2 separate regions of the Homo sapiens genome follow, and region 2 is linked to region 1. Evidence: chromatin loops called from intact Hi-C (ENCODE). Cell type or tissue: A673. All regions are shown on one strand. Each heading gives the region's core, and the rest is flanking DNA. Links, peaks and the distances in the headings are about the cores only. Region 1 overlaps HNF4A (hepatocyte nuclear factor 4 alpha). Region 2 overlaps JPH2 (junctophilin 2).

What was found. Hi-C counts contacts between places; a loop is a spot of excess contacts. Peaks named below come from ENCODE experiments on the same cell type or tissue, not always from the same donor. Only the 100,000 strongest peaks of a DNase experiment are listed, where the experiment ranks them.
Region 2: it touches region 1 in a loop (6-fold over the local background); 14 of 110 quality-filtered maps call a loop at or near these places.

Annotation. Positions count from the first base shown.
Region 1 is chr20:44,376,112-44,391,109 of GRCh38, reverse strand. All of the region lies in intron 1 of HNF4A (hepatocyte nuclear factor 4 alpha), which reads right to left. HNF4A-AS1 (HNF4A antisense RNA 1) reads left to right here. Exons shown (of 3, transcript NR_172878.1): 2 at 6,438-6,587. Among named protein-coding and RNA genes, the nearest start is that of HNF4A-AS1, 12 kb to the left of the region's middle. RefSeq lists enhancers at 1,699-2,200, 2,571-2,660. In A673, for the core only: CTCF peaks have their summits at 6,357 and 6,558 (motif pointing left); DNase peaks (open chromatin) are centred at 6,279 and 6,559.
Region 2 is chr20:44,107,868-44,122,865 of GRCh38, reverse strand. JPH2 (junctophilin 2) reads left to right here. Exons shown (of 6, transcript NM_020433.5): 3 at 4,243-4,361; 4 at 6,480-7,201; 5 at 7,990-8,084; 6 at 9,363-14,998. The coding sequence ends at 8,070. Among named protein-coding and RNA genes, the nearest start is that of JPH2, 72 kb to the left of the region's middle. RefSeq lists enhancers at 5,923-6,217, 11,065-11,578. In A673, for the core only: a CTCF peak has its summit at 6,028 (motif pointing left); a DNase peak (open chromatin) is centred at 6,005.

The DNA of each region.
Region 1 (14,998 bases), core at 5,280-7,779:
TGGAGTTCAAGGCAGAAGTGGCAATGAGATTTTAACCGATTGTTTTCTGCTCAGGGAACTTCAGGGTTCCCTCTGGATTCTTGACCTGCTTCAGTTTGCTGACTCACTGGCTTTGGGCAAGTCATTTTCCCTCTCCGTGCCTCAGTTTCCCCAACTGCAAAATGAGAGAGATAAGAGATCTGGTCTTTAGGCAGCCTTGGACTACCCCTAATACTCTACGGGGCTCCTCTCACCTTGTTGAGGTCGTCTGGATTCTCCTTCTCTGATTGGAACGTCATTCACCCATCAGGGCCATGGACGTTCCTGGGTTAGGGGATGAGGGTACAAATCCTCCACACTGCTCCCAGTCTGGAATCCTCCCCCTTGGTTCTGTGTCTCTCTCCTACCATCCCATCCTTCCTTCCAGGCAGATGTGGAGTCAGGACCATACCTGGTGGGTCCTGGGGGAAGCCCTGGCCCCAGTCCGACATCCTCCTCCTGCTGCTATGGGGTCCCGCACAGTGCACAACCTCTTCATCCTTGAGGGAGCTCCTGCTGGCCCCTCTCAGCACCCCAGACCCTGCGAGGGCCGCTGGGCAGAGTTAATCCCTTAATACTGGTCACAATGAGATTTCAGGGATGGTGGGAGGCGGTCTCCATGGAAACTGCAGACCTGTCCAGGATCCATGCAAGGAATTAGCCCCAGGGCTCTGCAAGGGGCTCCTAGAGAGCCAACCCCAATAGGAATGGGAGACACAGTGGTCTGGACTCCTGGGTCCTGCTCTGGCCCTCCTGTTGTCTCTCTGGAGGGCTTGGAAAAAACCATAACTCTTGCATTGCTTCAGTATTCTGCTCAACTGGACAGAGCCATATTCACAGGGAGAGCCCTATCACCTTTCTGAGCGTGTTTCTCCATCCCCCTATTGGCATTGTAATCCTTAACCCAGTGGCTTTTCTAGAAGAGTGCAGGCTTCAGAGTCTGCCAGACCTGAGCTTGAAGCTCAGCTTTTCCCTCCACGACTGTAAACTTAGCCGAGGCATTTCACTTCTCTGAGCCTCAGCTTCCTCATCTGTATGATGGGCACAATAATAGCAACATGGCATCCCTCTTGTGCTGGCTGGTGGGTAGTAACATCCAGTGAATGTGAGTCTCCTTCTCACCTTTTCCTGACTGCCACGCCCACACTGCACATTTGCCCTCCCCAGCCCCCTGCAGCTTCCAGAACCCCGTGGTCTCAAGCAGAGAGCTGTCGCACTTCCTTCTTTGCCTTCTCATCCTCCAAGTCCCATCTTAGTCATCTTCCTCCGGGAAACAGAACGCCGGGGTCCTCCTCTGTCCCCCCATAGCCCCCAAAGCTTTACATCATCATCGTTTAGTCAGATGGTAATTAGACTGGTTGTGTGCCTCCTCCACTGGACTGTGTCCCATCTACCATTGTATTCCCAGGACCCACTTGATATAAATAGGCTGGATGAATAACTGAGTGAATAAAGGATGGAAATCGTCCATCGAAACAGTCAACATTTATTCAGCACCTTCTGCGTGCATCGTTGTGGGTGGTGGAGATGCAGCAGGGAAGACCATGGGCAAAATATCCCCCTCAGAGGGGTGCAGATGAGCAAATAAAAATACAGGATGCCCAGTCAAATGTGAATTTAAGATACACAAGAAATACTTCGTTAGTATGAGCGTGTCCCAAATAATGCATGGGACCTGCTTATACTTTTAAACTGTGGTGTTCATCTGACACTCATATGAAACTGGGTGTCCTGTGTTGTGTCGGGCAACCCTACACCCTCCCTCACAGAGCTTGCGTTTTGGTGGAGAGGCGGGTTGCAGACATAAGCAAGTAAATACATGAAAAACGAAGTCAATTACAAACAGTGGTTAAGTGCAGTGAAGACGCACAGCGCGATGTGATAGCACCTGGGGATGGGCAGGACGATCCCCTGAGCTAGTGGCCTTTGCCTGCACAGGTCATTTTAGCTCCAATGAGATGCCACTTTGCAAAAGTTCTTTGAGGATCTTAAAGGGCACGGTGGAGGCTGCTAAACTTGAGAGAAGGACTCTGAGGAGGGCAAGGGGCGCACCTGAGGGAGTGGGGCTGCTAAGTCTCACTTGATAGACTCCACAGTTTTGCAACTTGGATCTGGGCCTTCACAAACCTTCGCGAACCCGCAGCCCCACCCCTCGGGTCAGCCAATGTCTTCTGTGGGGCTGGGAGCCAGGGGAAGAGGCCAAAGGAACTGTGCAGAGAAGCGTGGCCACCCGGGCCGCAGCTGGGAGCCCTGACACCCTTTGCCGCCCCACCTCATCCCGCGGTTGCCCCAGGGCGCAGGGCAGGGCAGGCACCGCGCTGGGCCGGAGGGCGTCCCGGAGGAGGCGGCCAAGACTCTCCGCAGTGCTGCGCTTTGCGCTTCCTGGGCTCCTCCTCGTGGCCAACGCAGGAACTGGTGTTCAGAAACTTAGATAGCCTTAGGGACTTCACCAATCACAGCAATCCCGCCAATCACAGGCCCAGACGCACTATGTCTCTCCAAATCCAGAGGAGGCCTGCTCGGTTCGATCACCAATCACAGCTCGTTGGATTTAGTTACCTAAAAGAACATCTCCCCATCACACACCAGCACATGGCCACGGCAGCAATCAGAACGTAAGATTTTAAAACCAGTTCCCAGGGTAGCAGCCGCTGCCCTTCCACCACCTACTAAACTTCTGTTCCCAGCACCTTGTTCCAATGTACGGGGGTGGGGGGGGTCTTTGAGGAAGGTTCCAGGCTTTGTGCTGCTTCCATGTGGAAGCAGATGTTAGCATGTATGGGGCATGTATAATGATATTACTATCAGTAAATGTCATACCCATTATGAAAATTAAGATAGGCAGGGCGTGATGGTGCATGCCTGTAACTCCAGCTTTAGGTGGCCAAGGTGGGAGGATCGCTGGATCCCAGGAGTTGGAGGCTGCAGTGAGCCACGATGGCGCCACTGCACTCCAGCCTGGGTGATAGAGTGAGACTCTGTCTCAATTTAAAAAAAAAAATTAATGTGTGGATATAGGAGTGTGGAAAAATTATAACCTTTGGGTTAGACACACCTGGAGCCCATATACTATCTTTGTGAAGTAGGACGACTCACCTCCCCTTCCTCAGTCGTCAAAAGAGAATGATAGTCATATCTACATGTCATATATCATCACCCACCTTCTCTCAATTATTCAAGCCAACATCTTGCAAGTCACAATCTTTGTGTTGTGTTTCTCATGCCTTCCAGTTCATCAGAAAATCCAGTTCTTGCCACCCTCCAAACAGAATCTAGATTTTCCATCTTTCCATCTCCACCCCAGCCAACCTTATGCATCATCTCTGGAGGTCTGCAAAAGTCTTTTCACTTCTTCCCTTTTTTTTTTTTTAAACCTGCCAGGGTTGGGGAGGGGATCTCCCCCGCTCCACCGCCCCCCCCGCCTCCCCCCCCCCCCGCCTGCCTCCACCCCACCCCTTCACTTTTTCTCCTGTGGCTTCCCTACCCCCTACTCTTCACTCAGGGGCCAAGGGTGATCTTGTACAAATGTACATTGGCTCAGATCCTCTTCTACTTAAATTTTTATGACTTCCTATGCATTTATAACAAAACTCATACAACTCCCACTTAACACTGTGAGGCCATGCACGCCCTTGTTTTTATATCCCTCCGTGTCCAACCTCATTTCATTCCACTTGCCCCCACCCCTATCAGCAGCAGGCATACTAGCCATTTTAAAGTTTTTCTTTCCTGTCTTGGGGGCCTTTGCATATACTTTCCCCTCTGCCTGGAATACTTCTTTTTTTTTTTTTTTTTTTTTTTTTAAGATGAAGTTTCGCTCTTGTCACTCAGGCTGGAGAGCAATGGCACGATCTCGGCTTGCTGCAACCTCCGCCTCCCAGGTTCAAGCAATTCTCCTGCCTCAGCCTCCTGAGTAGCTGGGATCCACACCCAGCTAATTTTTTAATTTTTAGTAGAGACGGGGTTTCGCCATGTTGGCCAGGCTGATCTCAAACTCCTGACCTCAGGTGATCCACCCACCTCGGCCTCCCAGAGTGCTGGGATTACAGGCATGAGCCACCACACCTGGCCTGGAATACATTTTAGTAAGTGTTTAATGGATAGTTGTTGGATGAATGACTGAAAAGGTCTTTCAAGAGGAACTGATAGTGATGTAAACTTCAAGTGCTCGGTGCGTAACAGGTATTCAATGAAAAGGATTCTATGCATATAGTAGAAATTTTGGAAAATAAAATAAAAATTGAAGATTTAAAAATCGTATGTGCTCCAACATTTAGAAAGGTTCAAACTCTTAATGGCTAACCAGGGTTTCTTGACCTAAGCACTAATGACATTTGGGCTAGAGAATTCTTTGTCGTGGGGACTGTCCTGTACATTGTCCCTGGCAGCATGTCTGGCCTCTAGCCACTAGATGTCAGCAGCACTTTTCCCTACCCTCAAGGTGTGATAATCAAAACTATCTCCAGACATTTATAAATGTCCCTTGGGGGTTGAAATTATCTCCACTGAGAACCACTGTGCTGGGCTTCTACCCTTACAAGAAATTTTCTCTCAGTCATTCAATGCTTCTCAAATCTTGGTGTCCATAAGAATCATCTGGGGCCATTATTAAAAATTCAGATGGCAGCTGGGCGAGGTGGCTTACACCTGTAATCCCAGCACTTCGGGAGGCTGAGGCAGGTGGACCACTTGAGTTCAGGAGTTCGAGACCAGCCTGCCAAACATGGTGAGACCTCGTCTCTACTAAAAATACAAAATTAGCCGAGCGTGGTAGCACATGCCTGTAATCCCAGCTACTTGGGAGGCTGAGACAGGAAAATCACTTAAACCCATGAGGCAGAGGTTGTGGTGAGCCGGGATCGTGCCATTGCACTCCAGCCTGGTTAACAAGAGCAAAACTCTGTCTCAAAAAAAAAAAAAAAAAAAAAAAAATCAGATGGTGGCTGGGCACGGTGGCTCACGCCTGTAATCCCAGCACTTTGGGAGGTGGGTGGATCACCTGAGTTCAGGAGTTCAAGACCAGCCTGGCCAACATGGTGAAACCCTGTCTCTATTAAAAAAAAAATTAGCCAGGCGTGATGGTGCATGCCTGTAATCCCAGCTACTCGGGAGGCTGAAGCAGGAGAATCGCTTGAACCTGGGAGGTGGAGGTTCCAGTGAGTGAAGATCGTGCCACTGCACTCCAGCCTGGGCGCCAGAGCGAGACCCTGCCTTAAAAAAAACAACAAAAAAAATCAGATGCCTGGGGTCCTACCTCCAGGTGCCAGGACCAACAGTGGGCCTAGTCATCAGATTAAAAAAAAGAAAATATTTAATAAATAGAGGTGGGGCATGGTGGCTCATGCCTGTAATCCCAACACTTTGGGAGGCCAAGGCAGGTGGATCACTGGAGACTAAGAATTCAAGACCAGCCTGGCCAACATGGTGAAACCTTGTCTCTACTAAAAGTACAAAAACTAGCTGGGTGTGGTGGTGCATGCCTGTAATTTCAGCTACTTGGGAGGCTGGGGCAGGAGAATTGCTTGAACCTGGGAGGCGGAGGTTGCAGTGAGAAGAGATCAGGCCACTACACTCCAGCCTGGGCGACAGAGTGAGAGTCCATAAATTAATAAACAAACAAATTAATTAATTAAAAAATAGAGACGGGGGGAGGTGTCTTGCTATGTTGTCCAGGCTTGTCTTGAACCCCAGCCTCAAGCAAATCAGCCTCCCAAAGTGCTGGGATTAAAGGCAGGAGCCATGGAGCACCTGGCCCAAGTGTTTAATGAGCTTCTGGGCACTTCTGATACCAGGTGCCCTCAGACCGCACTTTGAAAACTCCTCAAGGAGGCCTCTCAATCACCTGATCACCAAACCCTGTGTGAGGCTCCCTACCCACCTGGACCCTCTCCTTGAATTCCTCTCCTTTCCAATTATTACCCTTCCCTAGATAGCAAGTGGTGACAGAACCAAACCCTAGCTCAGCCAAAGCCCAAATTGCCTCATCTCCCTTCAGGGAATAGGCAAAAAAAAAAAAAAAAAAAAAAAAAAAAGATCACAGAGTTCAGCTGAAACCACTTAGGAAATATCAGCATCCCCACCTCCCCACCCAAAAGGACTCCTGAGTGGCAGCCTGAGAGGTGTGTCTGCTCATCAGAATAATGTTGTCAGACTGTGTTCTTTCTGGGGGATCATCACACTCCCTTTTCTGGGAACAAATGTTGGCCACTTGGTGGGATGGGCCATCATGATCTACGTCAGACAAATTCAGTGAGTCATGACTCAGCCTATCTCTCTAGACCCATCTTTTATGCCCCCTTACTTATAGTCTCTCTGAGGGCTGTTCTCAACTATTCTATTTCTCTCCTTTCCGGCACATGATGGGGATTACATTTTCTTGCTTCCTTTGAAATGAGATGTGACCATGTTACTTGTTTCAGGTAACGAGATGTGAGCAGAAACAACCTGTGTCACACCTGGGCAGAAGCTTTAAAGGCCAGTGCTGCCCTTGTTGGGGAAGCAAGTATAGATATGAATCGTTCCACAACGCGGAGCGCCCCCTGCCGACCCATGCTGGGCGTGTACTATAGGTGAGCAATTAACTTTGCTGTTCAAACCATTGAGACTTAGGGGTTTTTTTGTGGTTGCAAGCTAACTTCACTTCACTTGACTGAACACAGTCTTTCCAAAGTTTCACTAATTTTTTAATGACCATTATGATTTTTTCATATCTGTAACATTTTTCTTACATCAACTCACTTCTTTTTACTTCAATTTATTTTAGAAAGAAATATTATTACTACCAAATGAAACAGTATCATAAGTAGAAAGCAATGAGAAAATAAACAGAATGAAAGAAATCCTGATATCAAATCCTGACTTAATACTATTTGCCTTTCAAAGCCTCTGGACCTTTGGTCTTTATTTAAAAAAAAAAAAAAAAAAAAAAAAAAGGAGCCAGGGGCCAGGCGTGATGGCTCACACCTGTAATCCCAGGAATTTGGGAGGCCGAGGTGGGAAGATCACCTGAGGTCAGGAGTTCGAGACCAGCCTGACCAATATGAGGAAACCCCATCTCTACTAAAAATACAAAAATTAGCCGGGTGTGGTGGCATGTGCCTGTAATCCCAGCTACTCAGGAGGCTGAGACAGGAGAATTGCTTGAACCTGGGAGGCGGAGGTTGCAGTGAGCCGAGATCGCTCCATTGCACTCCAGCCTGGGCAACAAGAGTGAAACTCCGTCTTAAAAAAAAAATGGGAGCCAGGTGCGGTGGCTCATGCCTGTAATCCCAGCAGTTTGGGGGGCTGAGGTGGGCAGATCACTTGAGGTCAGGAGTTCAAGACCACCCTAGCCAACATGGTGATATCCTGTCTCTACTTAAAATGCAAAAATTAGCTGGGCATGATGGCATGTGCCTGTAATATCCCAGCCTCTTGGGAGGCTGAGGCAGGAGAATCACTTGAACCCAGGAGGCGGAGGTTGCAGTGAGCTGAGATTGTACCACTGCACTCCAGCCTGGGGGAGAGAGTTGAGACTCCGTATTTAAAAAAAAAAAAAAAAAAGAGGTCCCCAAGAGTACTTCTCAATCTTTTGGATCCCCAAAGCTGTCTAAGATTGTCAGAATATTTGAAGGCAGCACAGTATTGAGGCTGAGTGTACCAATTCTGGAACTTGACATCCTGGGCTTAAATTCTGGTTCAGTCATGGACTAGCTGTGTGACCCTGGACAAGTTACTGAACTGCTCTGTGACTGTTTTCTTATTTGCAAAATAGTGACCATAATGATGTGTATGGCATTAGGTCGTGGTGGGGATTATTTGTGTTAATGTATAAAAAGGGCTTAGAAGTGTGCCTGGCACTTAGTGAGTGCTATGGAGGCATTACCTATAAAATGATGGCAGGATCCAGATCCAAATAGATTTGGTGAATTATTGTTTGTTTTTTTTGAGACAGGGTCTCTGTCACTCAGGCTGGAGTGCAGTGGCGCCATCACAGCTCACTGCAGCCTCCAAGTCTCCAGGCTCAGATGATCCTCCTACCTCAGCCTCCAGAGTAGCTGGGACTACATGTGTGGACCACCACCCCTGGCTAATTTTTCTATATTTTGTAGATATGGGATTTCACCATGTTGCCCAGGCTGGTCTGGAACTCTTGGGTTCAAGCAATCTGCCCCTTCTTAGTCTTCAAAGTGTTGGGATTACAGACGTGAGTCACCCCACCCAGCCTGGAGAAATGTTTGAACTCCATGGAGATAAGTAAAAAATCCTCTGCATTGGTTAAAAATAAATCACCTGGATGATTTATTTATTTAGTGTAGATGGGAAAAGCTACCTTAGCAGAAAGTGACATAGCAAAATTCTAGAGGTTTTACTTGGTGGCAGCTGCCCAAACCTCTAACCCAGTCGTATGTATCATTAGAGAGAATGTAGTTCCCAGGTCAGAGGAGCTAAGAGGTCCTTGGCATTCTACTCCTAAGGAGCATATATGGACAATTGTGTTTAGTTTTCATTTTAATATGAATACTTAAAATTTTCCTAGGATGGCAGAGGATGAGAAAGCTATGCCCCTTAGGCCGAGTGCAGCGGCATGGCTCATGCCTGTAATCCTGGCGCTTTGGGAGGCCAAGGCGGGCGGATCACGAGGTCAAGAGATCGAGATCATGTTGGCCAACATGGTGAAACTCCATCTCTACTAAAAATACAAAAATTAGCCTTGCGTAGTGGTACGCACCTGTAGTCCCAGCTACTTGGGAGGCTGAGGCAGGAGAATTGCTTGAACCTGGGAGGCGGAGGGTGCAGTGAGCCGAGATCTCGCCACCGCACTCTAGCCCGGCAGCAGAGCGAGAGTTCGTCTCAAAAAAAAAAAAGAAAGAAAGAAAGAAAGAAAGCTATGCCCCTTGAAGAATAATCAAAGATCCAAAAGAGTTTTGGGCTGGGTATTGGAGAAGAGGAGAGAAAGGTGGTGTAGCAGAGTGGTCAGGGCCATTGCCTTTGAAATATCAGTGGTGCCATTTACATAGCTGTTGGACCTTGCTAAAATCATAAGCTCTTCAAGCCTTATTTGCTTCATCTATAAAATAGGAATCAATGATAGGACCTTTTCATAGATTGCTTTGTGGAGTAAATGTGTTAAACCTTATAAACCTGGCAGGTAGCTGCCCAGCATATAGTTGCGTTATTTACTCAATTCAAAGTACTTTCCTGCCGGGTGCGGTGGCTCAGGCCTGTAATCCCAGCACTTTGGGAGGCTGAGGTGGGTGGATCACTTGAGGTCAGGAGTTCCAGACCAGCCTGACCAACATGGTGAAACCCTGTCTCTACTAAAAACACAAAAATTAGCCGGGCGTGGTGGCAGTCACCTGTAATCCCAGCTACTTGGGAGGCTGAGGCACAAGAATCACTTGAACCTGGGAGGCAGAGGTTGCAATGAGCTGAGATCGTGCCGCTGCACGCCATCCTGGGTGATAGATTGAGACTCAGTCTCAAAAAAAAGGCAACAAAGTACTTTCCTTTGGAAAAGAGTGCCCACTGGCTGGGTGAAGTGGCTCACGCCTGTAATCTCAGCACTTGTGGGGCTGAGGCAGGCAGATCAGTTGAAGCCAGGAGTTTGAGACCAGTTTCACGTGGCCAACATGGTGAAACCCCGTCTACTAAAAATACAAAAATAAGCCAGATGTGGTGTCATGTGCCTGTAGTCCCAGCTACTCAGGAGAGTGAGACAGGAGAATCATTTGAACCCTGGAGTTGGAGGTTGCAGTGAGCAGAGATCGTGCCACTGCACTCCAGCCTGGGTGACAGAGTAAAACTCTGTCTCAAAAAAAAAAAAAAAAAAAGCTCTCACTGATTCCTACAGCTTCAGAGAATGAACGAGGACCAAAATGTGGATGCTACAGGGAGGAAACTTGAGGCTCAAAATGGAGATCTTTCTATAAAATACAATTGTTCTACCACAGGAAAAGCTGCTTTATTAAGTAGTGAGTATTCCGTCATTGGAAGTATTAAGCCCAAGCTAAATGGTCAACTGTCAGGGAAGGATGGTGAGAGGATTCCAGTGGGTTAGAGGTCAAAGAGCGTCTACCAGGTGCAAAAGTCTTAATTAACAAAGTACTATCAAAACCAAATTCATGTTTGGGAAACTGTATATCCACATGCAAAAGAATGAAATCAGACTCTTTCCTTACACCATATACGAAAATTAACTAAAAATGAGTTTGACGGAAAAGTATAAAACCTTTGGAATAAAACATAAGGGAAAAGCTTCATGATATTAGATTTGGTGATGATTTCTTGGATATGACACCAAAAGCACAGGAAATTTTTAAAAATTAGATAAATTGGACTACATCAAAATTAGAAAAATTTGTGCACCAAAGGACACTTGACTGAGTGAAAAAGCAACTTACAGAATGGGAGAAAATATTTGCCAATCATATATCTGATAAGGGGTTAATGTCCGAAATATATAAAGAACTCTTACAACTCAATAACAACAACCAAAAACTTTAAAAATGGACAAAGAGGCCAGGTGTAGTGGCTCAAGTCTGTAATCTCACCACTTTGTGAGGCAGAGGCAGGAGGATTGCTTGAGCTCAGGAGTTTAAGACCAGCCTGGGCAACATAGTGAAACTTTGTCTCTACAGAAAAATTTAAAAATTAGCCAGGCATGCTGCACACCTGTAGTCCCAGCTTACTTGGGAGGCCGAGGTGGGAGGACCACTTGAGTCAAGGAGTTTGAGGCTGTGGTGAGCCACGATCCTGCTGCTGCACTCTAGCCTGGGTGACAGAGCAAGACCTGTCTCAAGAAAACAAAAAAATTGGCAAAGGACTTGAATAGGCATTTCTCCAAGGAAGATATACAAATAACCATTAAGCACATAAAAAGATACTTAACATCACTAATCATTAGGGAAGTGCAAATCAAAACTGCAATAAGAGGCTGGGCACAGTGGCTCATGCCTGTAATCCCAGCACTTTGGGAGGCCAGGGCAAGTGGATCACTTGAGGTCAGGAGTTTGAGACCAGCCTGGCCAACATGGCAAAATCCCAAATCTACTAAACAATATAAAAATTATCTGGGTGTGGGCCAGGCACAGTGGCTCACGCCTGTAATCCCAGCACTTTGGGAGGCCAAGGCGGGCGGATCACGAGGTCAGGAGTTCAAGACCAGCCTGGCCAGCATGGTGAAACCCCATCTCTACTAAAAATACAAAAATTAGCCGGGCATGGTGGCATGCATCTGTAATCCCAGCTACTCAGGAGGCTGAGGTAGGAGAATCGCTTGAACCTGGGAGGCAGAGGTTGCAGTGAGCCAAGATCGCGCCACTGCACCCCAGTCTGTGCCACACAGTGAGACTCTGTCTCAAAAAAAAAAAAAAAAAAAAAGGAAAAGAAAAATTATCCGGGTGTGATGGCACATGCCTGTAATCTCAGCTACCTGGGAGGCTGAAGCAGGAGAATCGCTTGAACCCTGGAGGAGAAGTTTGCAGTGAGCTGAGACTGCACTACTGCACTCCAGCCTGGGCGACAGAGCAAGACTATGTCTCCAAAAAAAACCAAGACAAACAAACAAACAAAACACACAATAAGAGACCACCTCACACCCATTAGGATGGATATTATAAAACAACAACAAAACAGACAATAGTAAGTGTTGGTGAAGATGTGGAGAAATTGTAACCCTTTTACGTTCCTATCACTGCTGGTGGGAACGTAAAATAGTGCAGCTTCTGTGGCAAGCAGTATGGCGGCTTCCTAAAAAATGAAAAATAGAACTATCATATGATCTAGCAATTGTACTCCCGAGTATATACCCAAAAGAACCAAAAGTAGCATCTGGAAGAGAGATTTGTATACTCAAGTTCATAGCAGCATTATTCATAATAGCCAAAAGGTACAGGCAACCCAAGTGTCAATCAATGGATGAATGGATCAATAAAATGTGGTATATGCATACAATGGAATATTATTCAGCCTTAAAAAGGATGGAAATTCTGACACATGCTACAACATGGATGGATCCTGAGGGCATTATGCTAGGGGAAAAGCTAGTCACAAAGAACAAATACTGTATGATTCCACTAGCCTACAGGAAAGTAGTCAAATTCACAGAGACAGAAAGTAGAAGGGGTTTGCCAGGGCCTGGGAAGAAAGGAGAACTATTTTCTTTTCTTTTCTTTTCTTTTTTTTTTTTTTTTGAGACGGGGTCTCTCTCTGTGGCCCAGGCTGGAGTGCAGTGGTGCGATCTCGGCTCACTGCAACCTCCACTTCCCGGGTTCAAGCGAGTCTCCTGCCTCAGCCTCCTGAGTACCTGGGATTACAGGCACGCACCACCACGCCCGGCTAATTTTTTTGTATTTTTAGTATTTATTTTGTATTTTTAGTAGAGACGAGGTTTCTCCATGTTAGCCTCCCAAGGGGAGCTATTTTCTAATGGGTACAGTTTCAGTGTGGGAAGATGAAAAAAGTTCAGGTGATGGATGGTGCTGATGGTTGTATTACAATGTGAATATATTTAATGTCTCTGAACTGTACGTTTAAAAATGGTCGGCTGGGCGTGGTGGCTCACACCTGTAATCCCAGCACTTTGGGAGGCTGAGGTGGATGGATCACCTTTGGTCAGGTGTTCAAGACCAGCCTGGGCAACATAGTGAAACCCTGTCTCTACTAAAAATACAAAAATCAGCTGGGTGCGGCGGTGCATGCCTGTAACCCCAGCTACTCGGGAGGCTGAGGCAGAAAAATCACTTGAACCTGGGAGGTGGAGGTTGTAGTGAGCCGAGATCACGCCACTGCACTCCAGCCGGGCGACAGAGTAAGACTCTGTTTCAAAAAAAAAAAAAAATACATGCATAAAAGATGTTTCTAAGAGTGCTAAAAAATGCCTACAAATTGATAAGGAAAGGTAAATAATACAATAGATAAATGGTCAAAGGATACAAACAAGCACACTCATAATGTAGGAAGCTCAAATGGCAAAAGAGCCTCTCCTTCTCTAGTAATAGAGGAAATGTAAATTTGAAAGTGAAGCATAATTTTACATTCAGTATCTTACAAAATCAAGTGCTGATGAGGTTGTAGAGCAACCAAAACTCTGTAACTATTGTTGGAAGTGGAAGTTGGCATTCAAGAATGAGCAATTTAGCAACATCTCTTAAAAGTGTTGATATCCACTGTCTAAGATACAGAAATTCCATCTCTGCATGTTACCTAGAGAAACTCTCATCCACAGGTATAAGAATAGTCTTTGGAGCATCATCTGAGATAGTGAGCCAAGATCGTGCAACTGCACTCCAGCCTGAGTAACAGAGTGAGACTCCATCTCAAAACAAACAAATAAACAAAACAGAATAAATATACTCAGGATATTTACAGACACTTTTATTTTATTTTTTGTTATTTCAACTTTGTTTTTTTTACCTGCCTCCCAGGTTTAAGCGATTCTCATGCCTCAGCCTCCCAAGTGGCTGGGATTACAGGTGCCCACCACCAGGCCTGGTTAATTTTTATATTTTCAATAGAGATAGGGTTTCACCATGTTGCCCAGGCTTGTCTCGAACTCCTGATCTCAAGTGATCCACCCGCCTCGGCCTCCCAAAGTGCTTGGATTACAGGCATGAGCTACCGCGCCCGGCTGCATGTGTTTTTAAACATTGCCTGGCCCGTTATTTCAACTTTTATTTTCGAATCAGGAGGTACACGTATAGGTTTGTTACAAAGGTATATTGCATGATGCTGGGGTTTCCAGTATGAATGAATTCATCACCCAGGTAATGAGCATGGTACCCAATAGGTAGTTTTTCAACATTTGCCCCCTCCCTCTCTAACCCCTTTGGTTTCTCCAGTGCCTATTGTTCCCATCTTTATGTCCATGTGTACCCAAGGTTTAGCCCCCACGTATAGGTGAGAACATATGTTATTTGAATTTCTGTTTCTGCATTAGTTTGCTTCGGATAATGGTTTCCAGCCATATCCATGTTGCTGCAGAGGACATGATTTCATTCTTTTTTATGACTGTATAGTACTTCATGGATACACAGCATTTTATCTATTTTATTTCTTTTTTATTTTATTTTTTGATAGAGACAGGGTTTCACCATGTTGCCCAGGCTGGCTCTTGAACTCCTGGGCTTAAGTGATCTACTTGCCTCGGCCTCCCAAAGTGTTGGAATTACAGGTGAGCCACTGCACCCAGCCTACACAGCATTTTAAATGAGTGGTCTGGTGCAACTTGTATCATCATGAAAAGATCCAGAGACCTATTATGAGGAGTAATAAAAGGAAGTTGCTGCAGGATATGTACAGTATATCATTTAAATAAATTTTCCAGATAAGCAAAATATTTTACTTTGCTTATATAGCCACGTATGGTAGAACTGTGAAAATGTGTCTGGTAATGACACATTACCAGATAAATACCAAATACACATGATAAATACCAAATGGTGACCATGATCACCACTGATAAGGGTGGCAGGGTGATGGGATCAGGAAGACAAGGGGCTTCAACTCTAAGTGTAATGTTTAATTTGTCATTAAAACAAACAAACAAACAAACAACATCCAAAGAAAACATGGTCATGTAGTAAGATTTGACAAAATTGAGAGGTGGATACATAAATGTTCATAATATTATTCTCTATACTTCTCTGCATATTTGTAATATTTCTTACTTTAAAAAAAGGAGAAATGAGATTATAAAAAAAAGTCAACCATCTTCCTACATACCAGCGACAGACAATTTGGTAGTATAATTTTAAAAATCATACAATTTGCACAATGACAACAATTTGCACAATGACAAGCAACCGTGGATAAAAATCTAGAAATCTATATATATATTTTTTTCTTTGAGACAGAGTCTCAGTCTGTTGCCCAGGCTGGAGTGCAGTGGCATGATCTCGGCTCACTGCAACCTCTGCCTCCCGGGTTGAAGCAATTCTCCTGCCTCAGCCTCCTGAGTAGCTAGGATTACAGGTGCATGCCACCATGCCCGGCTAATTAC
Region 2 (14,998 bases), core at 5,073-7,572, 270 kb after region 1:
AAAAGTTTAGAACTTTGTCTCACACATACTCACGTGCAGGCAAAAATAAGCCTGGGGATATGCATGTAGCACACTCAGTTTTGATGTACAGATGTCATTCTCCTCCTCCTCTTTCACCACCGCCACCAACACCCCATCATCGTCATCATCAAGACCAAACACTTTCACGCGTTGCCTCTCACTTAGTTTTCACGGCAACTTCAGGAGGGGAGAATTACTATCTCCACTTTACAGATGAAGAAACTGAGGCACAGAGAGGTAAAGCCATGCATGCACCCAAGGTCCTAGACTCCCAGTGGGGTGAGGTGAGTGAGTAAGTGAGGGATCCAAGTGCAGGGTCCAATCCAGGCTTTATTTAAAATTTTCTTCATAGGTTGTTCATCAAGGATTTATTTTTGCATTAATTTAGACTTTTAAAATATTGCATTAAAATGTGATTCCTCTTGATCACTGAGTTTTTTGGCAACCCCATAAATTTTGCCCCTGAGGCGAGTGCCTCGGTCATCTCATTCTGTCCCTGGCCTTGGCAGAGCCCAAATTGGAATCCAGGCCTGTTAATTCTAAAACTGTGTGCTCTTAACTCTTCCCTAGGCTGTCTCCTTGCCCCTACATATGTGCACGCCTGCATGCGTGCCTTCAGCCATGTATTCATTCAGTAAGCATTACTATGGCAATATGGCATAGTGGAGAGGCAGGGGCTTGGACATCAGACAGCTCCAGGTTTAGAATCTTACTCTGCTGCTTGTTATTGAATGGAAATTGAGCCTGTGGTTAGGATACAGACTCTAGATCCCAGAATGCTTTGGTTTGAATCCTTACTCTGGTACTTACTAGCTATGTAAGCTTGGGTGAATTCTTTTTTTCTTTCTGAGATGCAGTCTTGCTCAGTTGCCCAGGCTGGAGTGCAATGGTGTGATAATAGCTCACTGCAGCCTCGATCTCCTGGGCTCAAGCAATCCCCCCGCTGACCTCAGCCTCCTGAGTAGCTGGGACTACAGGTGTGCGCCACCACACCTGGCTAATTTTTTTTTTTTAATTGTTAGTAGAGACAAGGTCTTGGTATGTTGCTTAGGCTGGTCTTGAACTCCTGAGCTCAAGTGATCTTCCTGCCTCAGCCTCCCAAAGTGCTGGGATTACAAGCACGAGCCACCATGCTGGCTTGGGTTCTTTAGAATACTCCTTTGCCTTGGATGTCTCCTCTGTAGAGAGGGATGATAGGAATAACATCTACCCTGTAGAGTTATTGGGGGGTTAAGTTAATTTCTGTAAAGCCCTTGGCATATACTAAGTGCTTTGTAAATGTTAACTCCTATTTTGTTTCCTTGAGCAAGACACCTTTCTGAACCTCAGTTTCCCCACCTGTGAAGTAGGGACCGGTAAACACTACCTCACTACCTCACAGTTTTGAGGTTTGTAAGGGATAAAAGCCCTGGTGCCTAGTAGAAGCTTAAGGGAATTTATCCCCCTTACCGTGCGCCCAGTTCTCTGCTGTAGACTGAGATAAAGACACACACACATCAGCTCCCCAGGGAATTAACTCATCTGTAGAGAGTGGACACTCTGACTTGGCTTTGCAGCTCCTCGAAGGCACAAAGCTCTTCCTCAGTCTCAGAGTCTTTGCACATGCCCTTCTGTCTACCTGGCTCATTGACCCGCCCACCTCTTAGGGGCCTAACGTATGTGTTTCTTCAAGTCTCAACTCAAATGTCAACTTCCTCAAGGAATCCTTTCCTGACCAGCCCACCTCCACCACCCATCAACATTAAGTCTTTCTGTCCTGCATTTTCATTGTATTCTCTACTCCTCCTTCACGGCATATTTCACAATTATAATTAGGTACTTTTTATTTAATTGCATTTTATTAAATAGTTTTTGTGTCTGTTTACTAGCCAGCTCCCTCATCTGACAGTAGCCTTTCTGGTCCACAGAGTCTCTGTCCTCAGTTCCTGGCCATGCTCAGCTCCTGGCACAGGCTCTGGCACATGCTCAGCTACTGGTATAGAGCAAGCTTGTCTAACCCTTGCCCATGGGCCCCATGCAGCCCAGGACAGCTTTGAATGTGGCCCAACACGAATTCGTAAACTCTATTAAAATGTTATGGGATTTTTTTTGTGATTTGTTTTTTTTAAGCTTATCAGCTATCGTTAGTGTTAGTGTATTTTCTGTGTGGTCCATGACAATTCTTCTTCTTCTGGCCCATGGAAGCCAAAAGATTGGACACCACTGCCCTAGAGTTACGTTGCCTGGGTTCAAAATCCCAGTTCCTGCACTTCAGGACTCTGTGACCTTGGGCAAATTGCTTAACCTGTTTGCACTTCAATTTTCTTTTCTGTAAAATAGGGATAATAATAACAGCACCAGCTTCCTAAGGCATTAGAATGAGCATATGAGATAATCTTCATAACTCCTTTAGAACCATGCCTGGCCCATTAGGAAATTGGACTGTTATTACTTTAGTAGGTACTTCTGTGAGTTAAGCTAAGCTGACAGCTGAAACAGACATCTCCCAAATCTCAGGTACTTAAGACAATGAATATTTAAAATTTGCTCCTGTCACGTGCAACTGTGGGGCTGTGGGAAGGGGCTTTGCTCCATGCAATCATTTATGGGCTCACATTTCTTAACTTGGAGTCCACAGGAGGGTCTGTGGATAGATTTCAGGGGTCCATGAACTTGGACGGTGTAGGTTAGATTCCCTAGAAGTAGAGCCTGAAGTGGGGATTCTTGTGTAAGTGATTTACTGAGGGAGGCTTTCAGGAGAGAGAAGAATGAGAGGCAGGATGGCGTAGGGAAGGAGATGAGCTGAGATGTGGTCTCAGCTGGAGACCTGCTTCAGCCAGTCCACCGGGGGCTCTGGAGCATGGATTGTACCTGCTGCAGCTGGAGTTCCTTCCTCTTGAGGCAAGAGGAGGCTGACCAGTACCAGTCATTGGTATGGGCTGCCTAGGTTTAGGGGTAGGCAGGGCAGGATTTTTTTTTTTTTTTTTTTTTTGAGATGGAGTCTCACCCTGTTGCCCAGGCTGGAATGCACTGGCGCAATCTCGGCTCACTGCAAGCTCCGCCTCCTGGGTTCATGCCATTCTCCTGCCTTAGCCTCCCGAGTACCTGGGACTACAGGCGCCCGCCACCATGCCCGGCTAATTTTTTGTATTTTTTAGTAGAGATGGGGTTTCACCATGTTAGCCAGGATGGTCTCCATCTCCTGACCTCGTGATCCGCCTGCCTTGGCCTCCCAAAGTGTTGGGATTACAGGCGTGAGCCACCGTGCCTGGCTGGCAGGGCAGTATTTTAACTTCTGGAACAAGGTGGCTTCTATGGGCTACAATTCTCTGGGGTAGTAAGGAGCCATTAGCAGCCAACACTCACATCAGCCGGGGGTAGGCACATTTGCCCAGTGAAGGGATCTGCATAGGGCACCAGAAGTACCCACTACAATGAGAAAAGCTACATCTGTATTTTTATTAACTCCAACTGAAATGTAGCCTTCTCTTCAATTATGGAAATAGGCAATAAACCATAATAGTAGTAGTAGCAGCTGTGACTTTGTCACCAATAGAAATCTCATATATTTTCATGTCATATTATATGTTGTAATTAGATATCCTTGAAATATCCTTTATGCTTATCTATACTTTAAAATTACAGTAGTTAACAGACCTGATATTTTGTTTAATGTGATTATAAAGATATAGATTATTATTTTACAAATGTGTTCTTTTAAATATTTTGGAAACAGTATGTCAAGTAACTGCATCCTTTTGTAATCCTATGTATATTATTATGCATTCAAAAACATTATTCTGAGAAGGGATCCATAGGCTTCACCACACTGCCAAAGGGATCTGTGACACAGAAGTTAAGTCCCTATTCTGGGGACTCAGCCTGCTCTGCATTCAACCAGCAATGCTGGGGAAAAAAGAGAGGGCACAGAAGTTTTTATGGGCCAAGCCTGGAAATAGCATACATGATGTCTTCCCATAATGCACTGGCCAGAACTCAGTCACCTGACCACACCTAACTGCAAGGGAGGTTGGGAAAGGTAGTCTATCTAAGTGCTCAGAAAGAAGAAGAAATGATCTGGAGAATGCATAGCAGTCTGGGCCATGAGGCTCAATAAATATTCATTGACTGCCTGCGTGAAAGAATGCTGTGTTTAGCATGTCTCTTTGTGGGTTGGGGAGAAGGGGCAGAAGGCTGGTTCTCTGGAAGGATCCTGAGTCTTCTGCCACATTGTCTCCATAGGACAAGCCACGCCAAGGCCAAAGCTGAGGCAGCGGAACAGGCCGCCCTGGCTGCCAACCAGGAGTCCAACATTGCTCGCACTTTGGCCAGGGAGCTGGCTCCGGACTTCTACCAGCCAGGTAGGGCCAGCCAGGGAAGGATGGGCAGGGTAGGGCTATCCCTAGGGTGGGCGCTTTTCTTTGCTTACTGGAATCTGAGATGCCCAAGTGGTTTCCTGGATGCCCGTGAGTCTCAGAAACTGGGGCATGGTGCAAATGTGGGATGGGATGATGCAGGGGTAGGTGGGGAGACACATCTCTGCCTTCATGCTGAGCTCGAGGGGAGGGCAGCAGAGTCACTCCAAGTGGTCTTTTCTCTCTGCTCTGAGCAGGGAAGACAGTTGGAGCTGGTGAAGCTTAGAGGAGAGAAGTCACTGGTGGATGAGAGGGAAAAATGGCTTCTTGCACTTGCCCAACAGTTTCAGTCAAGCATTGAGCACTGTCCATGTGTCAGGCACTGTACCAGGCTCTGGGGTTACATAAGTGGGTTCCAAAATCTAGGGGAGCAGAGAGTCACAAAAACAACAGAGCTAGGGGTACCATAAACAGACTCTGCATTCATTCAAACCCTGATTCCGCTGCTTCCCAGCTGTGAGACTTTGAGTGAGGTGTTTAACCTCTGTAAACCTCAGTTTCCTGATCTGTAAAATGGTAGTAAGAATGGTGCCTGCTTTTTTGTGCATGGATTAAATGCATGTAAGGTACATTCCCAGTCCTCAGTAAGCTCTCAGTGACTGTGGCTGTTGTTTCATGATTATGGTTCCATTTCACACAGCAGGATGAGCACTGTGCGGTTAGAATGGGAGAGGAGGGAGCTCACAGGAAGCAGTTAGGCAAGAGGAAGTGTTAGAGAAGGCTGCCCTCAGGAGAGGCCATTTGAGCTGAATCTTGCAGGCTGAACAAGAGTCTATCAAGTCAGTGGGTCTCAAATTTGACACAGATTGCTGGGTCCACCCCCAGAGTTTCTGATTCAGTAGGTCTCAGGTGGAGCCCATGAATGAATGTGCATTTCTAAGGATCAGGCGATGTGGATACTGCTAGTCTGAGACCACACTTTGAGAGCTGCTGTACCAGATAGCGCTGGGTGGGATGAGTGGAGGAGGTGCAAAGGCACAGAAACTCGGACAGAGCAGCATGCCAGGAAGCCACATCACAAAGTAGGCTGTGGGTCCTGAGAATCGAGGCTGCAGAGTAAGGAGGACCTCCCGGCCTTGGTAGAGATCTGGCACATGGATAGAGTGGTGGGAACCCCTGAGGGACAGAGATGGGGATTCTCTGCGATGAAGGTTTTGTTTTTTTGTTTTTTTTGAGACGGAGTCTCGCTCTGTCACCAGGCTGGAGTGCAGTGGCGCGATCTCAGCTCACTGCAACTTCCGACTCCCTGGTTCAAGCAATTCTCCTGCCTCGGCCTCCTGAGTAGCTGGGATTACAGGCACGCGCCACCATGCCCAGCTAATTTTTGTATTTTTAGTAGAGACAGCATTTCACTATGTTGGCCAGGATCGTCTCGATCTCCTGACCTTGTGATCCGCGCGCCTCGGCCTCCCAAAGTGCTGGGATTACAGGCGTGAGCCACCGCGCCCAGCCATGAAGGGTTTTTAAGTTAATGACATGATCAGATGTGTGTTTTCTAAACGTGATCCTGGCTGCAGAAAGGAGGCCAAAGGAGGCCTGATGAAAAACCTAGGAGCGAAAACCTATGCCTGGGAGGATCCCTCACTTCTGGTCACAGCGCTCCCCCTGCTGGTCTATGCCGGTGCGGGGCCCTGAGCTCCGCCTTTGACATGCATTTTCTCAATCCTTCCATTCGTATTTATAAAATAGGTATGATCAGGCCCATGTTTCAGATAAGGGAATGGAAAGAGACGCGTGCCAAAGTAAAGGGCATCGCCTCTGGAGCCAGACTGCTGGGTGCTAGTCCTGGCTCTGCCCTTCGACAGCTGTGTGTCTTTGGGCAAGTGATTTAACCTCTCAGAGCCTCCCTTTGAGGTTCACAGTAGCATCAACTTCATAGGGATACTACAGGGATTAGATGAGTTAATATTTGGAAAGTGCTTGGAACAGTGCCTGGCACTTGGTCAGTGCTATGTGAGTGCCGACTGAGCCCATGAATGAGGCTCGAGAGGTGAAGTGGCTGGCCCAGGATCACCCAACAGTGGTGCGGGGTTCGAGCCCAGCCTCCCTGTGTTGCCCTGGCAGGTCCGGAATATCAGAAGCGCCGGCTGCTGCAGGAGATCCTGGAGAACTCGGAGAGCCTGCTGGAGCCCCCCGACCGGGGCGCCGGCGCAGCGGGCCTCCCACAGCCGCCCCGCGAGAGCCCGCAGCTGCACGAGCGTGAGACCCCTCGGCCCGAGGGTGGCTCCCCGTCACCGGCCGGGACGCCCCCGCAGCCCAAGCGGCCCAGGCCCGGGGTGTCCAAGGACGGCCTGCTGAGCCCAGGCGCCTGGAACGGCGAGCCCAGCGGTGAGGGCAGCCGGTCAGTCACTCCGTCCGAGGGCGCGGGCCGCCGCAGCCCCGCGCGTCCAGCCACCGAGCGCATGGCCATCGAGGCTCTGCAGGCACCGCCTGCGCCGTCGCGGGAGCCGGAGGTGGCGCTTTACCAGGGCTACCACAGCTATGCTGTGCGCACCACGCCGCCCGAGCCCCCACCCTTTGAGGACCAGCCCGAGCCCGAGGTCTCCGGGTCCGAGTCCGCGCCCTCGTCCCCGGCCACCGCCCCGCTGCAGGCCCCCACGCTCCGAGGCCCCGAGCCTGCACGCGAGACCCCCGCCAAGCTGGAGCCCAAGCCCATCATCCCCAAAGCCGAGCCCAGGGCCAAGGCCCGCAAGACTGAGGCTCGAGGGCTGACCAAGGCGGGGGCCAAGAAGAAGGCGCGGAAGGAGGCCGCACTGGCGGCAGAGGCGGAGGTGGAGGTGGAAGAGGTGAGGCTGTCGGGCAAGGTGTGCCTAAGGTCGGGTTCCCTAGAGGTAGCAGGGCTTGAGGGAGGATTCAGGGGCAGGGGATTTGGGGGTTGCTGGGGTGCGAGAGACCGAAGCAGGATAGAGCAGGAGGAAATGCTGCAGGGCTGGGGATTAGGGGAGCATAGCCTTGGCTTGGTCCACAGAGGACGTTGGAGCGTAAATGGCCGCATGGAGTCCTCCTACCTTTGCACCTGGTATCCCATTGGCAGAGACAGTTCTCATGAGCAGGGGCAGCTGGGAGCCTGAGCAGCTGGAGGGTGGGTCCATTTGCCCAGTCAGGGGGGTTGGGCTGGGCACCAGCAGCATCTGCTACAAGGTGTAGCAGTGAGGGCTTCATGGAGGTGGAAGAAGGGCCCAACAGGATTTGGGTTATAGACCTCCTGACTTATGGGAGGCAGGGAGCTAGGAACGGCGGCAACAAAGACTGAAGCTGGGCTTTGGGGGACTGAAGAATGCGTCCCAAGGGGAATTAGCAGGATGCCTGGGTTCCAGGCCTGATTCACACACTATATGACTTGGGGCATGATCTTGTCCCTCCCTGGGTCCTGAGGGATTTGGTTATTTCTAAGAGTCCTTCCAGCTGTGATGGTCTGCCATCCAGGTGACAGGATACAGCAGTGAACAAAGCCGGCAATGCTCTTAGGAAGGTCCATCCAGAAGTTCCTGCTCTGTCCAGCCTTGCTGTGACCTGGGTGGGGGGTGTCTCCGAGGCCATGGGGACTCAGGAAGCCTCTCTCCACTGCTCCCAGGTCCCCAACACCATCCTCATCTGCATGGTGATCCTGCTGAACATCGGCCTGGCCATCCTCTTTGTTCACCTCCTGACCTGACCGTCGCTTACCAGGTGCAGCCAGCTGGCTGGAGGAGGGGTTGGGGGGCAGGAGCCCCTGGGGAGTTTTGAGCACCAGGGTGGTGGGAGGAGGGACCTACTCGGTACTTGGATGACAGTCCTGTGACTAATTGAGGCCCACCCACCTGCAGAAGCCAAGACCTAGAGTGTGATTTGATACCAGCGCACACACACACACACACACACACACACACACACACACACACACACTTACTTCATTAGCTTAGTGTTTGCAGAGCACCTGCTCTCTGTCAGGTGAGCACTGAGGGCTTCATTCACTCATTCATTTGGCCAACATGTACTGCTCTGCTGGGAGATGGGGATACAGCAGGGACTCACTCCTGCTCCAAGAATGGGGTGAACATAATGAAAGTAACCCTGAACTTAGAGCTCATTACAGAAAAGTCTTACCGTTCAAACACTGAGCACAACAGGTCTAGACTGAGCTCACCTGGGACGGTGGGACACTCATCTCCGTGCTCCCTTTCTCTCTTCCCCACTTCAGTCTTTAATCCCTTGGCACACCCAGCCTGCTCCTGTTCCTCTGCCCATTGGTTCCCTCTCAGTTTTTTCCCCATGATGGAGCTGGGGGCTGGGGTAAGTTCCCGTGAAGTGGAGTGGGCTGGGCTGGGCTGAAGGAGAGTGGCCCTCACTGCTCTCAAGGTGAAGCATCTACAAGACAAAATCTTCCCCCTGCTGGAACTAGCCTTCACAGCCTCAATCCCATGCTTGGCAATAATAACAGGGTTTCTGCCTTTTCCTCAGGCCCCCTTTTTTGATCCTAGCTTAGTTTGGGCTGGAGGTTCTTAATCAGCCCCAGGAAAGTCTATGCTGTCACCATGTAAACAGTCAATGACAATACCAGCCTGGTAAGTGCTGCCGTAGGGGTGAACACTTGAGCTCTGCAGGTTCCATGTTTCAACAGGGGCTCTGGGAATGCTTCCTGCAGGCACTGATTCCTTTAATGACCTGAAGGGTGAAAAGGAGTGAACCAGATGACAGTGGGGGAGGAAGAGGGAAGAGATGAGTGCAGCAGCAAAGGGAACAGCATGTGTAAATAAACAGGCAGGCAGCCAGGGCCAGGAGAGGCCTCGGGGACCCGTTTGTGACCTGCCGAGTATCAGAATCAAGGGACAGGGCTGTCTGGGGGGATGCAGAGGTGGGATCTTGCCCCAGAGAAGATGAGCCCCAAGGCTTGAGCCCTGCACCTGGCTTGGCGGCCCAGCCTCTGCCCTCCCTCCCTTGCCTGACCCTTTTGCTGTCTCTTTGCAGAGCCAGAAGTTCCTGCTGAGGACATGAGGACCCGTCTTTTTGCAGTGCCAGGCAGGGTGGCCAAAGAGGACTGGACTCTGGACCTGGAGCCCCGTGGTCCAGTTCACATTCACCCCACAAGAGTTTCAGGAGGCCTCCCACGGTGCCTGTGCTGGGTGGCGGTGGTGGTGCCAAGAGGAATGGAATGTCCTGGGCTCCTTCAGGAGCTCTCTACCCAGGGGCAAGGAGAGCCCAGAGAGAAGCGCCCTGGTCTCTTGAGCTTCCTGATCTGCTCCTGTCCCCCGCTCTCCTCCACTCCCTTGCCTTTCCCTAGGTTGTCCCCTCCCTGGGCTTTTGTGTGTTTTGGGAGATGTCACCTAACCAGGACATTGATATTCAATCCCATCCCCCTTCCTCCCACCCTGCCCCACTTTGATTTAATCCTTTGGCTGTGGGCTGAGGCCTCCCAGGGAAGCTGGGTGGGGTGGGTGTTGAGACCCCCTCAGACCAGCACAGAGACCTGTCCTTGTGCAGTCTGCACCCTGCACTCCCTCCCTTGCCTGTAGATGTTCTGGATGACAGTAGAGGAAATGGACAAGGTCAGTTTGAATATCCCAGAACACAGTGCTCTGTCTCCTCCCACCAGTCCAGTTAGCTTCCCTTCTGGACCAATAGACGAGGGGAGACCCCATGGATCCTCTGGCTGGGAAGCCACTGACCAGGTGGCCAGGGGGCAGGGTGGGAAGAGGGGTTAAGGTGCAGTGATGATGGCCTGTTTTGGAGTGTGTCTGAGACTGGGATTGCATTTGGGGTTTCCCGTGTGCTTGGGATGCTAGAGGGTCACCTGCAGGAGGCCTGGGGCCGGCGAGAAATCTCCTGTGATGCCCTGTGAAATGGCTTGTCTCCTCCCCCATCAGGGCCCACCGAAAGCTCAGGGGAGCACAGAAGCCCATGGAAGCCCAGGGAGATGTCCCTGGGGCAGACACTAAGGCAGGTGTTGAAGACAAGCTGCTTGTCAAGAAGCATTTCCCGGCAAGAGAGGGGCAAGTCTGGGGCTCCAACTGGGTACAGCCTGGGTGCAGTTATAAGCCCCTTTGGCTTACTTGGTAGAAGATGGCTACTTGGATGTACCTCACTTAAAGATGTTTTGTACCACACTAGGTCTCTGGGCCCTTGTGCTTCCTGTGGGTGGGGTGAGGGCCAAAGGCTATGGTTTCCTGCCTCCAGGAGAATGGAGAGAAAGGGCTTCCAGGCCCCTCCAAGCCTGGGGAAGGACGTGGCATCCAAGCTGAGCCAGAGGGAACTGCTGCTGTCCTCCCTTCATTTCTGTGGACCTTGGAGGCTTTGGCTTTGTGGCAGGGCCTCCCCAGGCAGCTCTGGGACCTAGGAGTTTGCTTCTGATAGGGTCAGCTTTCCCATTTCCCTTCAATGCTTGGGAACCTTCTCCCTTAGCTTCACACTTGCCGTTTCAAGCCCTGCTGGGACCTTGTGGCTTGGCTGGAATCCAGGACTGTATTTTCATGGAGAAGAACCTGCAGATTCTTCCATCCTCAGCTGGCCATGGCCCACAGCTCTGCATCTGCATCTGAGCTTCTCAAGACTCCTGGAGCATGAGGGGAATGGGGCGGGGCCACTGCTCTGTGCTGACGGGCTCCGTCTCGGAGATTCTTGTCCTGTTTTTTTTCTGTTGTTTTTTTTTGGCTGGTGCTGGGGACAAGCCTGTGCCTGCCAAAGCTCCCAGGCCAAGTTTGGGGGCTGGTGTTTGGGGTTGGGTTTGGGGTTCAGGATGCTGCAGTCTGTGCAATAATAAACCCGCATCTGCTCACGGGCTCTGGCTGGGCTGCAATGTGCTTGTGGGTCCAGGATGAGGGGCTGGCTCAAGGAGGGTGGGTGGGAAGAGGCTGGGGGACGTGGGTCCTTCCCATCTGTGTCCTTGTTCTCACGATCCTTGAGGGGCAGCTGAAGGGCTTCAGTTTGAGTGGGGGCTGAAAGACCATAGAGCTTCTACAGTGGAGTTTCTAAAGCAAACTTCCAGAAACTTCTATGAGTAGATGACAATAGAATCAAGAGCCTGCCCTTTGAGGTGGAGTCCCCCCAGCCTCCAATGCTAGCCCAGCCACTTTCTTCGCTTCTCTGAGCCTCAGTTTTCTCATCTATAAAATGGGGATAATTACAGAGCCTACCTCCTGGTAGTGAGGATTACATTAGATGTTGAGGCTGTAGAAAGCAGTGGAGAAATGGAGACGAGTGTTGTTATCACGCTATGGTGCTGTTAGCTCTGCTACAAGCCCTCTTGCGTTTTGGTAGAGGATCCCAGGGACCCCAAAGGGATGGAGGTGATTCAGATACCAGTTGTTTAGTCAGAATATCTCAATCAGTGGGGGAGCCTGAGGGGATCGCCACATTCCACAGAGGCTTAGAGCAGAGGGACTTGCCCAAGGTCACGCACACAGCAAGTTGGTGGCAGGAAAGCAGTTCTCTTGACTTTTTAGGAATAAGTACTGCCCATGAAGTTACTCTCACAGCCGGTGGTTCCCAGCGAGGGGGTTGGAGAAGAAGGTCCCTCAACCAACAGTAGGCTCGAGTTCAGGCACACCCTGTCCTCAGGAGCCTGGCTCCCCTACCCAACCCAGCCCTATCACTGATGGGCCATGTGCTCCCTCACTCCCTCTTTCTGTGCCTCAGTTTCCTCTTCTGCTGAGGAGACTCTAATCCCTGCCCCATGGTCTTCCTCATAGGCAATGCAGTTGTGAGGCTCAAATGAGATAGATTATGGTGATAAAGAGGTTTTAAGCTGGGCATGGTGGCTCACACCTATAATTCCAGCACGTTAGAGGAGGCTGAGGCAGGTGGATCACTTGAGGTCAGGAGTTTGAGACCAGCCTGGCCAACATGGCAAAACCCCATCTCTACTAAAAAAGAAAATACAAAAATTAGCCAAGTGTGGTGGCGCGTACCTGTAAACCCAGCTAGTTGGGAGACTGAGGCAGGAGAAGCACTTGAACCCTGGAGGCGGAGGTTGCAGTGAGCCAAGATCAAGCCACTGCACTCCAGCCTGGGTGACAGAGCAAGACTCCATCTGGAAAAAAAAAAAAACACAAAAGTTTTCAAAACTCTGGAATGATGCTGGGATTCCAGGAAGGATGGGCTTGGAGGAAGCACAGGAGGGGAGGTGGGAGTGGAAATGGGGAGGGAATTGTTATCTGTAGCCTTTGATAAAAACCCACAGAGGGAAAGCAGGTGGGCAGCCAGCCCAGTTGGCCGGTCTGCAGATGGGGTGTGTCTGTGTGTGTGTGTGTATGTGTGTGTGTTGGATGAGTTGGGGGCAGGGGTGGCTGTATTGAACTCACTTTGGATGGTGTGCAAAGGAGGCGGCTTCCTGAGCCCCAGGTTTGGAGACTCAGAGCCAGGTAGGGTTAGTCGGAGACAGCACCCCCTGTTGGCTCAAGGGTAGGACACAGCCAGGCCGATGCCTCCTCTTCTAATCTTGACCACAGGCAGCTCTAGGAAGTCTGATGGGTCTCCTGCCATGCCCGGAATGCATTTAAGGTGGTTTGTACCATGCATGAACTTAAAAGCAATGCTGGCCCACTGCCTTGAGGTCTCTGCAGGACTCTTCCAGGGCAGTGAAAGGGAGGGGACCTAGGAACCGTGGGAGTCAGATTTGGGATTCGGGCAAGAAGGGAAGTTTCATAATCTGATGGACCCACAGAAGACCTGGCTGTTCTGGGAGAGATGCAGGCCCAGATGATGACCTTTGGAGGTGCCATGCCTGAAAAACTGATATGAAGATGCTCTCCCCCAAATAAGTGACTCAGAATACAAATAATACCTAAACTGTAAAACATAAAACTTGCATGTATGCTGAAATTAAAATAGCTCTTAGGTTCTTGTTTTGTGCAAAACTCTGACTATGCCTATGGAGGCCAGTTCCCACTCCCTCACTCTCTCAGCCTGTCTTGCTGGTACACTCAATGGAGTCAGGTGGCCGTAGGTCAGGCCCTGTGCTAAGCCCTTCACCTCCTGTATGTGGTGGCAGAACAGCTGTGTGGTTCAGAACATGGTTGCTGGTTCAAATCTTGGCTCTGTCCCTTAACATCTAGAACTTTCTTACTTTTCTGGGGGTGATGAATACCATGTTACCTGCCTCTTCAGATAGAAAATATGAACACAGCACTTAGAACAATTCCCAGCATGGTGTGAGCAGATGGTAAATGCACTGCTATTTTCCATTCTTCGCAGTATCTCCATGGTGTAGGTATTCGTCCACCCATTTTGCAGATGAGGAAAATTGAGCCTTGGGGAGATGGAGTGATTGGTTCAAGGTATCACAGAGAGGGAAGGACAGAGCTGGGACTGAAACCCAGAGCTGTGCTCTTTTACAGAACCACACTGCTCCCACCATGAAAGAGTGAGCTTCCCATCACTGCAGATGAGCCAGCTGAGGGGAGATGCTAGTCAACAGGGATGTGGCAGGGGACATTTGTCTATTGGATATTAGTGGATGTGATGATTCAGAATTCCTGAAGGAGTTCAGGGAAGGAAGTTTCCTTCTTCTCTGAAGAAGCTTGAGGAAATAACTCCTTAGGTTGTCAGAGATGGAGGCACTCTAAGATATCAGCTCATCTGGCCCCCTGTTTTTCATATGGGGAAACAGGTCTGGAGAGAGTGTCGTGATTTGTAAGGATCACACAGCAAGTCAGTGACAGAGCCTGGACTGAGCGGGGAGTCATATTTTGTCCACAGACCAACTGCAGGTGAGACCCTCATGTACGGCAACAGATGCCAGGGCACCTCATGTGTCAGAACATTCACCATTCACTCCAGGCTGTCTTGACCAGGTGCCTACATTACAGTCACTTCTTCTTCCTCTTTTCTTTTTTTTTTTTTTTGAGACAGAGTCTCATTCTGTCACCCAGGCTGGAGTGCAATGGTATACAGTCACTTCTTAGTGACCTTTTAAAGCTATTTACATCTTGAGGCTGTAAAGTCAGCAATCTTGAGGCTGTAAAGTCAGCAAAGTCTGAGGGAACAATCTCCCCCTCTCCCTTCAGACCCCAGATACAAGTTTGGGGATCTCCAGGGCCACCATCAGTTCATACTGACTGGCTACAAACAAGGGGGTTCCTATGATTATCCTCATACTCAATAATTCACTAGAAAGACTCACAGAACTCACTGAAAGCTATTCTACTCAAGTCACATTGATTACAAGCAAAGAATGCGAATCAGAACCAGCCAAGGGAAAGGGACATAGGAAGGAATCTGGGAGGGTTCCAAATGCTAAACACCCGTGTCCTCGGTATCTGTTACCTTGCCAGCATTGATAAGTAACAGTATGACAAAGTATGGCCAACCAGGGAAGCTAACCAGTGCTTCAGTGTCCAGAGTTTTTATTGGGACTTCATTATGTAGAGGTGATTGATTGAATCATTTCCCACATGGTTGAACTTAACCTCCATACCCCTCCCCACACCCAAAGGTCAGGCTGACATCACATAGCCCAAAGCCCCAATCTTTTAACCCTGTGGTTGATTTTTCTGGCATGGCCAGCACTCACTATAAGCCATCTGGTTAGCATAAGCTGTGAGTTGTGGTCCCAGGAGCCCACCATGAATAACAAAGACACTCCTGTTAATCAGGATATCCTAAGGGTT